Regions from separate parts of the Mus musculus genome. Here region 2 is linked to region 1. The links are chromatin loops, found by intact Hi-C in ENCODE. Cell type or tissue: left cerebral cortex. All regions are shown on one strand. Each heading gives the region's core, and the rest is flanking DNA. Links, peaks and the distances in the headings are about the cores only.

Region 1 (5,637 bases), core at 356-5,355:
GTGTGTGTGTGTGTGTGTGTGTGTGTGTGGTGAGATGGGGTATGGAAAGCTAAGGTTGTTGTTTAAATTTTTATTTTCCTTATATGGGTGTTTGCCTGCATTCATGTGAGTAGAACATTTGTGTGCCTGGTGCCCTGAATTGATTGCGTTGAATTCCCTGGAACTGAAGTGACAGGCAGTTGTGAGCCATTGTGCTTGCAGGTGCTGGGAATCATTATGAGACTCATCTTCTGGAAGATTAGCCAGTGCTCTTAACCTCTGAGCCATCTCTCCAACCCCCAGATAAATATTTAAAAAGAAAATGTGTTTACTTCATCTAACCTTCTGAACATTTCTGCCTAACAATAATACAGAATGCTGCAGGGCTGGCCATTTTCTTCTTGTGATGGAGTGGCCATCCGGAGCTATGGCTTCCTGCAGCTGCCCAGCATTGTATTGCTGCCAACACCACACACCAAATTTGCACCACATACCACTAAGCCAGGAAAAGATCCAAATTCAATATTTGAAGCTTCTACTCGGTATAGCCTGTGTTCTTACACTGACTCAGACCACAGTAAACCAGGGACCATCTGCAGCCCGGGTTGCTTGCTGCAACTGGGAGATAGAAAAGAATCCTGTAAGATTTCACTTTTATAGATTGAAAAAAATAAAAAACAAAAAGCAAAACACATACATACACACATACACACACCAAATCAAATGCTCTGAGTTTGGAAGAGGTTAAGAGATTTTCAAAATTCTGCAGCCCTTAGGAAGTCCTTTGCTGCTTGATTACTGTGATGATTAATCTTGTCTGCTTGATGGGATTAGAATCACCATGGCAACCAGCCTCTGAGGATGCCTGTGAGAATTTCTAGACTCTTTTCATTGAAGAAGACTCTGAAATTGGGTGGCACCACTCCCTGAATCGAGCTGAACATTATCATTCTTTTTTCTTTTTCTTTTCTTTTTTTCTGTTTCCTGATCAGCCACCTCAAGAGCCTGCCACCAATGCCTTTACACCAAGAAAGACTGTATGCTGAATGTGTTAGCTAATAGGTCCTTCCTTCCTTCCTTCCTTAAGTGGCTTATGTCAGGTATTCCTTCCTTCACAGCAGTGAGAAAACTAATCCACCACCAAACCCACTTGGCACCAAATTGTGAGATGTGATGACCTGGATCTGTACAAATCCTGCCTGCTCCTTGCTGTCTTGCTGGCATGTGTTCCATGTATTGAATAAGAATGTTAACCACAATTAACCTTATCATCAGCCAGGCACCACTTGCCATTCTTTGCATGTCTGGATTCATTTAACCATTTCCCTATTTTGTAAATGAGGAGCCTGGGGAGGGAAAGACTCCCTGTAACTGGTCACTGTCTCAAAGCTTTGCACAGACTCCAAAGCTGTGATTTCTAGCTTGGAGTGTGTACTGGCTGGTTTTGTGTGTCAGCTTGACACAGGCTGGAGTTATCACAGAGAAAGGAGCTTCAGTTGGGGAAGTGCCTCCATGAGCTCCAGCTGTGGGGCATTTTCTCAGTTGGTGATGAAGGGGGGAGGGCCCATTGTGGGTGGTGCCATCCCTGGGCTGGTAGTCTTGAGTTCTATAAGAGAGCAGGCTGAGCAAGCCAGGGGAAGCAAGCCATTAAGTAACATCCCCCCCATGGCCTCAGCATCAGCTCCTGCTTCCTGGCCTGCTTGAGTTCCAGTCCTGATTTCCTTTGGTGATGAACAGCCGTGTGGAAGTATAAGCTAAATAAACCCTTTCCTCCCCAACTTGCTTCTTGGTCGTGATGTTTTGTGCAGGAATAGAAACCCTGACTAAGGCAGAGTGATTCAAGTTTGTTCTCTTAACTGCAATGCTCTCTAACTGGCACTGGGGTTTAGGTTAACTTAGCCAAGGTCCCCTTGATACCAGATACTCAGCAGTGCTAATGCCCCTAACTCCTACAGGGCCAAGACAGCTCTGTTTCCTTGCAGCCGGCAGAATGCTTGGTCTCCTGCAAGATCCAGGGCTAGAAACCCCTTGTCTTGATGTGAACATTGTATTTGGTTTGGATCGGCCAAAGGTGGCAACTGGGTTAGAGATCAGCTCACCATGATTCATGGTAAAGTAAAATAAAATAAAATAAAATAATCCAAATCAGTTAAAACTTGAGGGACCTGAATGCCTAGGTGAATAAAGCAGAAATGACCTCCTCTGTCTTTAGTTCATTCACAACATGGTCAAACTAGGACTCTCACTCAGTGGAAGGAGCAACGTATGAGGCCCCTGCTTTGATCTCCAGGCCTGGGAGTTGGGTGGGAGATGACGTTCAGCAGGCTTCTTTCTCTGTTTACATTTGAGTTTCTAGAGTCCCTAGCATGCTGGCTCGTCCTCCCTGGGTGAGTTCACTCAGGAATTATGTTGGCAGAATCCCATCAGGATGACTTCAGCCTTTTTCAGCAGGCTAAGAGTGGCAAGTATGGCAGTGGGTATTTTTGTGTGACATCGTCAGGCACCAATATTAACCTCAGGATGGTTGTGAGGAATTCAGCTTGGGGCTCTTCAGTCAGCACACTTGCATGTTCTGATGTCTCAGGTCCCCCTCTTCCTTTTCATCCTCATTTGGCGGGGCGGGGCAGGGTGTGTGTGTGCGCGCGCGCGTGCGTGAAGCACAACTCCACATAGGGAGGGAGGGAGAGGGTGTCTATGGTCTTTTCCAAGCTCTTTCAAATTTACAACCTGTTTTTCATTGTTATTGCATGCACACATGTATATGCATATACATACGCATTGTTATATATAACCTGACTAGTCTGTATATTAATGGATAACCAATTGGTGTGCTCTCCCCTCCCCTGCTCAGCACTCCTTAGTTGTAGGTTCTAAGCCTTGTGGGCTTCTCCCTAGCCACTTTGCCATGTTTATTAGTGTTGTCTGCGTTCAGCTCATGTCTAGGCAGTCATGTTGGTGAGAATTTACAGATATAGCTTCTGACATTACTAGGAGACACAATGTCACATAAAACTTCCTGACCCTCTAGCTCCCAATCTTCCTGTCCCTCTTCTGCAATGTACCCTGAGCCTTAGGCGTGGGAGTGTTTTGTAGATGTAGCCACTGGGACTGGGCTCCATTAACTGTGCCTTATGATGAGTTGAGGTCTTCTGTAGCTGTCTCCTTCAGTTGCAAAGTTCCCTTGCTAAAGGGCAAAGACTACACTTGTCTGTGGGTAAAAGGACAAATATTTAGAATGCAGTCAGTGCTTATGTTGGTTTAATGAAACAATTGTTGTAGATTCCCTAGTAACCACAACTTCGCTAGCATTGAGTAGTTGGCTAGATTGCTGGGAATGGCTTCTCTCTTGTTGAACAGGTAGATCTTAAATTCAACTAGAGAGCTGTTGGTTACCATCTAGATATGTGTACCACTATCTCACCCTTAGGGTTGTTGTGCCACGCTAATTGTTGATTCATAAACATCACAGCTGGGTAGGACTGTTGGTTGTCTCCCTCCTTTGGATGCTTGCCTTCTGTTTCCATGAGAGCCAGTCCTCTGGGAGGGGGCATTCCGGTCAGCTCCAGCCTAGGGGTCATGTCTGAAATACATGGTGCATTTAGCAATAGGGACCTACCTTCCACCTCTGGGGGCAACAAAGGGCAATAGCAATAGGTTATGTTTTGTGAGTCTCTTGGACAGTCAAATGTATTTTGAGACAGGGTCTCTCTAACCTTAGCGGTCCCGGAACTTGTTATGGTAGATCAGGTTGGTCCAAAACTCACAAAGCTCCACTTGCTTCTGACTCCTGAGTGCTGGAAGGCGTGCCCTTCCCTGCCCACCTATTACATTGTGTGTGCACACGGCCTGTGTGTAGGAGTGAGACCATGTAGTCATCAGTTTTCTTCTCTAACTTGGGTCCCCAGGTAGAACGCAGGTTGTCAGACTTAGTGGCAAGTGCGTTTACACACTGAGCCATTCTTTATGGCCCCTCTGGAGCTTTAAATTCACGGGCACAGAATTAATCGTATACTCAGTATCTTCTGAGTACACATGACCCTGAACCCTAGAGGCTCTAAGGAACCCATTCAGAGGGGAACCTGGTCCCATCCAGCTTGGCCACTCAGAAGTGTTAAATAACCCCCAAGACTCTCAGGGCACATTTCTAATTCCCAGTGACCCAGACTCCACACAGCACTTGGGCAGCAATGGGAACTGGCTTCCTTGTGTTCGTGTGAACCATCTCAGCACCGAGGTGATGCCTGAGGCTGGGGATCAGCAGATGTAGGTAGCATTTGGCAGTTGACAGGGTGGGATGAAGAAGGGGCACACAGCAAGCATATTCCTCTACCTAAGCCCACAGTCCTGAGTCCTCCTGTGCCCTAGATAAGAACTGCCTTATAAATGTGTCTACCATTTGACTAAAGTCAGGGACAATCTTTTGCTGTGTTTTCATGTGTACACAAACCTGTATGAAGAGGCTGAGGCCAATGTGGGCTGTCACCCTCAATTGCTCTCTACCTCATTGTTTGAGACAAGAGCACTCTCACTGAGCCCGTTGGTAGGCCTGTTATTTGTGCCCAGCTTTTTTTTTTTTTTTTTTTTGAGACAGGGTTTCTCTGTATAGCTCTGGCTGTCCTGGAACTCACTTTGTAGACCAGACTGGCCTCGAACTCAGAAATCCCCCTGCCTCTGCCTCCTGAGTGCTTATATGGGATCCTCGCTTCACCCACTGGAATAACCTTGATGCCATCTGTCACTCTTCAAACTTTTAGAAACCACAAAAAAACATTTTGAGAGTTATATAATCACTTTATTTTCCATCCCCCCTCAAATGTAACAACATTAAAGCCATTCCAACATATAGCTATTCCTATGGCTCCTTGCATAGCTCATATCTAGCTGAAGTTAGATATTTCAGTAACGAGATGAAGGTTATCTCATCAAAATGACAACATGTCTCAAAAACAGGTTCTCTATTCCTGTAACTCTCTTCCTACCCCTCAAAACTTAAAACCCCTTCAGTCCAAGGCTAACAGGAAGATAGCCCACAGCCACGGCTAAATCATTGCACCCAGATAGCCCACAGCCACGGCTAAATCATTGTACCCAGATAGCCCACAGCCATGGCTAAATCATTGCACCCATGCACAGAAAGGGGTCCCAGACAACCAGAGGGGTTAGGGTTAGACTTCTGGAACAGGCAACTTATTATTTATACAGAATAGACTATGGAAGAAAAGCCCCCTTTGTTAGTGTTTTACCTCCACCCCAAGTTACTGCATACCAAGCGGCTATGAATAATGGCAGCCAGCTGACTGCAAGTCCCGCAGTGCATGCAACTTAAAAGTCTCTACAGCATGGTCCCAGGGGACACTAGGGAGCCACCAGGTTGCCAGCTGAGTCTGCTGGGTTGCTGGGATTTGGAGGTGTGGCTGCTTTGGCTTCTAGCTGTTGGCTTTCAGTTTGTGGATCTTTGTTTTCAGGACCTTTCTTATCCTTGTCGGCTACCACGGCACCCATGATTTCCTGGAGTGGCTGCTCGGCCTCAAGGTTGCTGGGCTGGAGTTCATAGACTTGTACTTGACCTGGGACATCAATTGCTTTCTGCTCAAGTTTTTCCAAGATGGTCTGAACCTTCCTGACGCCATCTCTCCTGGCCTGCCGCACATCAGCTCG
Region 2 (5,637 bases), core at 396-5,395, 62 kb before region 1:
ACCACTTGTAATACAAAAACAAAAGCAAAAAAAAAACCAAACTTGGTCAGAAGTCTATTCGGCTCTTGAATAATCAAGATGAAAAAAAAACTAAAGATTTTAACTCTGTCACTTTAAACAACAGCAACACTCACCACAAAGAGAAGACAATGTTCAATAAAGAGAATTTGAAATAACTCTGTATAGATTAAAAAAAAAAAAAGACCTAAACAGCATTCAGATCAATTAAATATTACTAAAATAGCTGTATTTGAGATCTTAAATACTGGATAGGTTAAACTAGTCAATAACTACAGGATACTTTCTAAGGCTTCCAATGGCCTGTTAAATCTGAACTATGATGGCCTCTGCCTTCCTCTAGGCGCTACCTACGTTTGTGGGTGATGGGATACGTATCTACGAAATGAGATACACTGAACTGTGATGCTATACCAAACTTTTGATAATGGTGAAAAGTTTTACACTTGCTCTCTGATACGAACTTTGGACAAACAAAGAGCAAACCTCAGGGCTAGCTCCAGGAAAGGGCCCGGCTAAACTTTCTGCTTGAGAAAACTGACCTGCGGAGATGAAAAGTCCTGTCTGATGAGCTGAGAAGGACTCCAAGCTCCCTCCATTTATGCATTCCAGCTGCCAGGAATTTGGCCCGCGGGACTTTTACAGCTAAATTCCCCCCTGCTTTACACCTTGCAGGGTGACAGGCTAGGAAAAGTGGTCAGATTAGAATAAAGTGGCCCATCATCTATTCCAAGGTCACCAAAAGTCTTACTGTGGCCACCGTAGTGCCTCCATTCTGAAAAGAGGAAATAAAATACAGCGGCAAGAAAATACAACCAGAGCCATATTTCTGAAGAAGAAAAAAAGTTGTTCTTCACCGCTCTAGCAGAGTAACTTTGCAGGTCTCCGTAAGGACACAATGGACACTGATGAAAAGTGTCACCAAACCGCTCCACTTTCTGGGATCTCACACTTCTCTCCTCACCTGAGAAAGAAGATCCTGACCCTACTCTTTCAGGCTGCTGTGGGGATTGGCACTAAGACACGAAAGGACCTGTCCTCAGAAGCCATCCCATAAGAGGTAACAGGATGACCTAAAAAGCTCCCTTGAAGTTATTCTACTGGATGTACTCAAAGAACGCAGGAAAACGTCCAATGCCGTGGCTCGTTCAAGAGTTCCAGTCTCACTTTTCCTAAAGTAAAAAAGTGTTGACCAATGAAGGAAAAAAGCACTGGAGAACTAAGTAGAAGCTGCCCAAACTCCTCCGAGCGATAACTGACCGCAGCTGTCTGAGAACAGGAGCTACTATTTAAGCCAACTAACTGCAAACAAAGTTTTCTAAAGCAAACTGATGGCTGGAGACTTTGACCTCTCCTAACTGTGTGTGACAGACATCCAACACGACTTCTTCTTGAAAATGGCAATTCATACACTAGTTTTCGATCAAGTCCTGTGAGGTAACCGTCCTGAAGTCACTCTTTAATAAGTGACCGGGAACAACTCAAGGATGTCAAGAAGGAGTGTCCCGCATTAGGTTCCACTGAACTGATGGGACTGGAACCCAGAACTTCCCACGCTGGACCGTGAGAAGACGCTGCAGGTGGAGGCCTACGAGGGGTTCATAAGGGACCCTATCCCCGCACCCCAGGCCCCAGATACTGGAAGAGGTGCACTAAAGGGGGTGACCGGCCTTCCCCGCCTCCCTGAGGCAGGAGGACTCCCCGAAGCGGCGGCCGCTCCCCTCAGGACTAGCGCTGACATCCCCAAGCGTCCCGCCCAGCCTCGCGATCCCGGGGCCGGAGGGGCCGGGCCGCGCCCCCCGCGCTCCAGCTGGCCCGCGCGCCCCACCCAGCCCGCGCCGCGCGCCTCACCCGGTCGGAGCTGCAGGCCGCCGTCGCGCCGGCTGCACCACAGGGCACGCTCGCCCTGCTGCAGGATGTAGTGGTCCTTAGCCTGAAAGAGCTCCATGCCGGCCCCACGCGCTCCGGGAGGCGGCGGTCCCCCGGCCCAGGCACGGCAGCGGCCCGCCCTGGAGCGATGCTGGAGTCCTCCTCCACCGAGACCACCAGAGTCCGTGCCTCAAGGAGACTCCGAGGACCCAGCCCACGGAAGAACAGAGTGGGGAAGCACTCGGGGGCCTGACCCGCGGGCCAAGAACACGCTTGGGCGGCCGAGGCCCGGGAGGCCTTTTCCCCCTCCCCCCACAACTCCTGTACCTAGGCTCCGCCCCCTATCCTGAGACTCCACCTCCTACAGTTCATCCTGGCTCCCTCTAGACTCCGCCTCCTCCCAGGTTCCTCCCCTCAGCGTGCAACTTTCCCTCCTATAGTTCCTCCCCTCTCCCTTAGGCTCCGCCCTTGCTCAGGCTCCTCCTCCGACCTTCCGACTCCGCCTCCCTCTGTAGTTCTCCGAAAGCCCTCCTAGGCCCCGCCCTGGTCCCGCCCACGAGTTTCTGGCTCAGCCCTCTCCCAGCCTGTGTCTCAATCCTCTTTCTCCTTTCAGCTCTCGCCGCACCTCTTTCAGTTCCTCCCTCTCTGTCTATAGCCTCTACTCCTCTGCCTCTCCCACTCGCCGGCCTTACCAGCTGCGACCTCAGGCAGGCCCTGAGCCTAAGTCTGGTTATACTGGCTCGACGCCCTTTATGCAGCCATTTCTTGATCTTTCCCTGATGTGCAAGCCAGTCCTTCATTCCTTCCATTAGCTCCTAGAAAAGTCTGGTCAAGTCCCCGAATCCACCTGACATTCCTTCCTCCTCGGAGTACATTTACCCCTAGTCTGAGCAAAGACCAAACCAAGCCCAGAAGTACAGCCATGGTTGTCTCCAGGGTTCTACCCCAAGTTAGCACTCGGCTGAGCAGAGGCCGCTCTGTTTTGGCATTTCCTATTAGAACCTGGACACCAATAATCATTTAGTAAATGCACATTAGTGGAGATGTGTCTCCACAGAATACACACTTAGAGTTAGCTGGGCTAGTGAGGAGAAGGTACAGCAAAGTCTGAGAAGCCGGCCTACAGGAAGTCAGTAAAAGGGACGTCACTCAGAGATGGTAAAATGGCCAGGTGTCAATCTGAACCAGAAAGATTTAGGAGAAAAAGCTTCCAGTTCTAGACCTATCTCCCAGTCTCCAGACTTTGGGTCTGTCTTGTTCTGTGTGATCTTGGGACAATTTTAGTCTCTACTGATTGAATTCGTGACCTTTACTACACTCTTAGACTCCCAATTCTGTATGTTCCTGTCTTCCTTTAAAGCAATCTTTAAAAAAAAAAAAAAAAAAAAGAGGCCTAACCACCGGAGCTGGGTGGCTCAAGAGTACTTTGCTACTTTTGCAGAGGACCTCCGGTTCAGTTCCCAGCACCTCCAGGGCAGCTCACAACCAACTGTGATGAGACACCTCTTCTGACCTCTGTTCCTGTATGGGTGTAGTGCACAGGTTCATAAATATAAAGTAAATGGTGGTGCTGCTGCTGCTGGTGGTGGTGCTGCTGGTGGTGGTGCTGCTGTGTTGGGAGCCGCGCCCACATTCGCCGTTACAAGATGGCGCTGACAGCTGTGTTCTAAGTGGTAAACAAATAATCTGCGCATGTGCCAAGGGTATCTTATGACTACTTGTGCTCTGCCTTCCCCGTGACGTCAACTCGGCCGATGGGCTGCAGCCAATCAGGGAGTGACACGTCCGAGGCGAAGGAGAATGCTCCTTAAGAGGGACGGGGTTTCGTTTTCTCTCTCTCTCTTGCTTCGCTCTCTTGCTTCTCTCTCTTGCTTCTCTCTCTTGCTTTTCTCTCTCTCTTGCTTTTCTCTCTCTCTTGCTCTTTCGCTCTCTTGCTTTTCTCTCTCTCTTGCTTCTTGCTCTCTTGCTTCTTGCACTCTGTTCCTGAAGATGTAAGAATAAAGCTTTGCCGCAGAAGATTCTGGTCTGTGGTGTTCTTCCTGGCCGGTCGTGAGAACGCGTCTAATAACAATTGGTGCCGAATTCCGGGACGAGAAAAAAACTCGGGACTGGCGCAAGGAGGATCCCTCATTCCGGAACCAGAACTGCGGATCACGTTTATAAAGGTTCCCATAAAACAGACTGTTGAGAAGGATTCAACTGCCGAATTCAGAACTCATCAGCTGGGGAACGACGGTGATAAAGGTTCCCGTAAAGCAGACTGTTAAGAAGGATTCAACTGTATGAATTCAGAACTTTTCAGCTGGGGAACGAGAGTACCAGTGAGTACAGCTTCACGAGGTAAGCCTGGCCTTGAACTTTCTAACGAAATTCAAGACAGTCTATCAGAAGTAAAGTGGAAAATGTTTGGCCTTGAATTTTTTCTAATGTTAGGAGCCCTTTTGTTCCTTTTCACATGTTATCAAGTGATTAAGATAGGGCTGAAAATTCTAGAGGAAATTCAGGACAAGCTATCAGAAGTAAAGCGGGGAGAGAGAATAGGAACAAAGAGGAAATATGGTACACAAAATAAGTATACAGGCCTTTCCAAGGGTCTTGAACCCGAGGAAAAGTTTAGGTCAGGTAAGAATACCTGGAGAGAGATTAGAAGAAAAAGAGGAAAAAGGGAAAAGAAGAAAGATCAATTAGCGGAGGTCTCTAGGAGAAGGAGCCTGTGCTCTGAAGAAACAGACTGGGAGAAAAAAGCGGCTCATTATGAAAGAAAAGGATACCAGCCGCCAAGTAAAGTGCTAACTAGTCATTTAAGGAAAAAGCCAAAAGCGGCTGGCGAAGGCCAGTTTGCTAATTGGCCTCAGGGCAATCGGCTACCAGGTGCACTCCCGCCCTATGCGGAGTCCCCGCCCTGCGTAGTGCGTCAGCAATGCGCAGAGAGGCAGTGCGCAGAGAGGCAGTGCGCAGACTCATTCATTCCCCGAGAGGAACAAAGGAAAATAGAACAGGCATTTCCAGTCTTTGAAGGAGCCGAGGGTGGGCGTGTCCACGCTCCGGTAGAATATGTGCAGATTAAAGAAATTGCTGAGTCGGTTCGTAAATACGGAACCAATGCTAATTTTACCTTGGTGCAGTTAGACAGGCTCGCTGGCATGGCACTAACTCCTGCTGACTGGCAAACGGTTGTAAAAGCCGCTCTCCCTAGTATGGGCAAATACATGGAATGGAAAGCGCTTTGGCACGAAGCTGCACAAGCGCAGGACCGAGCAAACGCTGCTGCTTTAACTCCAGAGCAGAGAGATTGGACTTTTGACTTGTTAACGGGTCAGAGAGCTTATTCTGCTAAACCTGATAAGAGGTATCAATGGAAGGTCTTACCACAGGGGATGTCCAATAGTCCTACAATGTGCCAGCTTTATGTGCAAAAAGCTCTTTTGCCAGTGAGGGAACAATTCCCCTCTTTAATTTTGCTCCTTTACATGGATGACATCCTCCTGTGCCATAAAGACCTTACCATGCTACAAAAGGCATATCCTTTTCTACTTAAAACTTTAAGTCAGTGGGGTTTACAGATAGCCACAGAAAAGGTCCAAATTTCTGATACAGGACAATTCTTGGGCTCTGTGGTGTCCCCAGATAAGATTGTGCCCCAAAAGGTAGAGATAAGAAGAGATCACCTCCATACCTTAAATGATTTTCAAAAGCTGTTGGGAGATATTAATTGGCTCAGACCTTTTTTAAAGATTCCTTCCGCTGAGT

The links. A loop is a pair of places that touch in the nucleus more often than their neighbours do. Peaks named below come from ENCODE experiments on the same cell type or tissue, not always from the same donor. Only the 100,000 strongest peaks of a DNase experiment are listed, where the experiment ranks them.
Region 2: a loop joins it to region 1, with 2.1 times the contacts of the local background. A loop is called at or near these places in 5 of 42 quality-filtered maps.

The regions. Positions count from the first base shown.
Region 1 is chr7:128,546,094-128,551,730 of GRCm38, reverse strand. It overlaps Bag3 (BCL2-associated athanogene 3), which reads right to left. Exons shown (of 4, transcript NM_013863.5): 4 at 4,750-5,637. The coding sequence ends at 5,335. Among named protein-coding and RNA genes, the nearest start is that of Bag3, 25 kb to the right of the region's middle. In left cerebral cortex, for the core only: no CTCF peak of the experiment used is centred there; DNase peaks (open chromatin) are centred at 509, 803 and 2,391; H3K27ac peaks cover 916 bases.
Region 2 is chr7:128,607,924-128,613,560 of GRCm38, reverse strand. Inpp5f (inositol polyphosphate-5-phosphatase F) reads right to left here and starts at 2,196. Exons shown (of 20, transcript NM_178641.5): 1 at 1,870-2,196. The coding sequence starts at 1,966. In left cerebral cortex, for the core only: no CTCF peak of the experiment used is centred there; DNase peaks (open chromatin) are centred at 1,336 and 2,346; H3K4me3 peaks cover 2,098 bases; H3K27ac peaks cover 1,414 bases.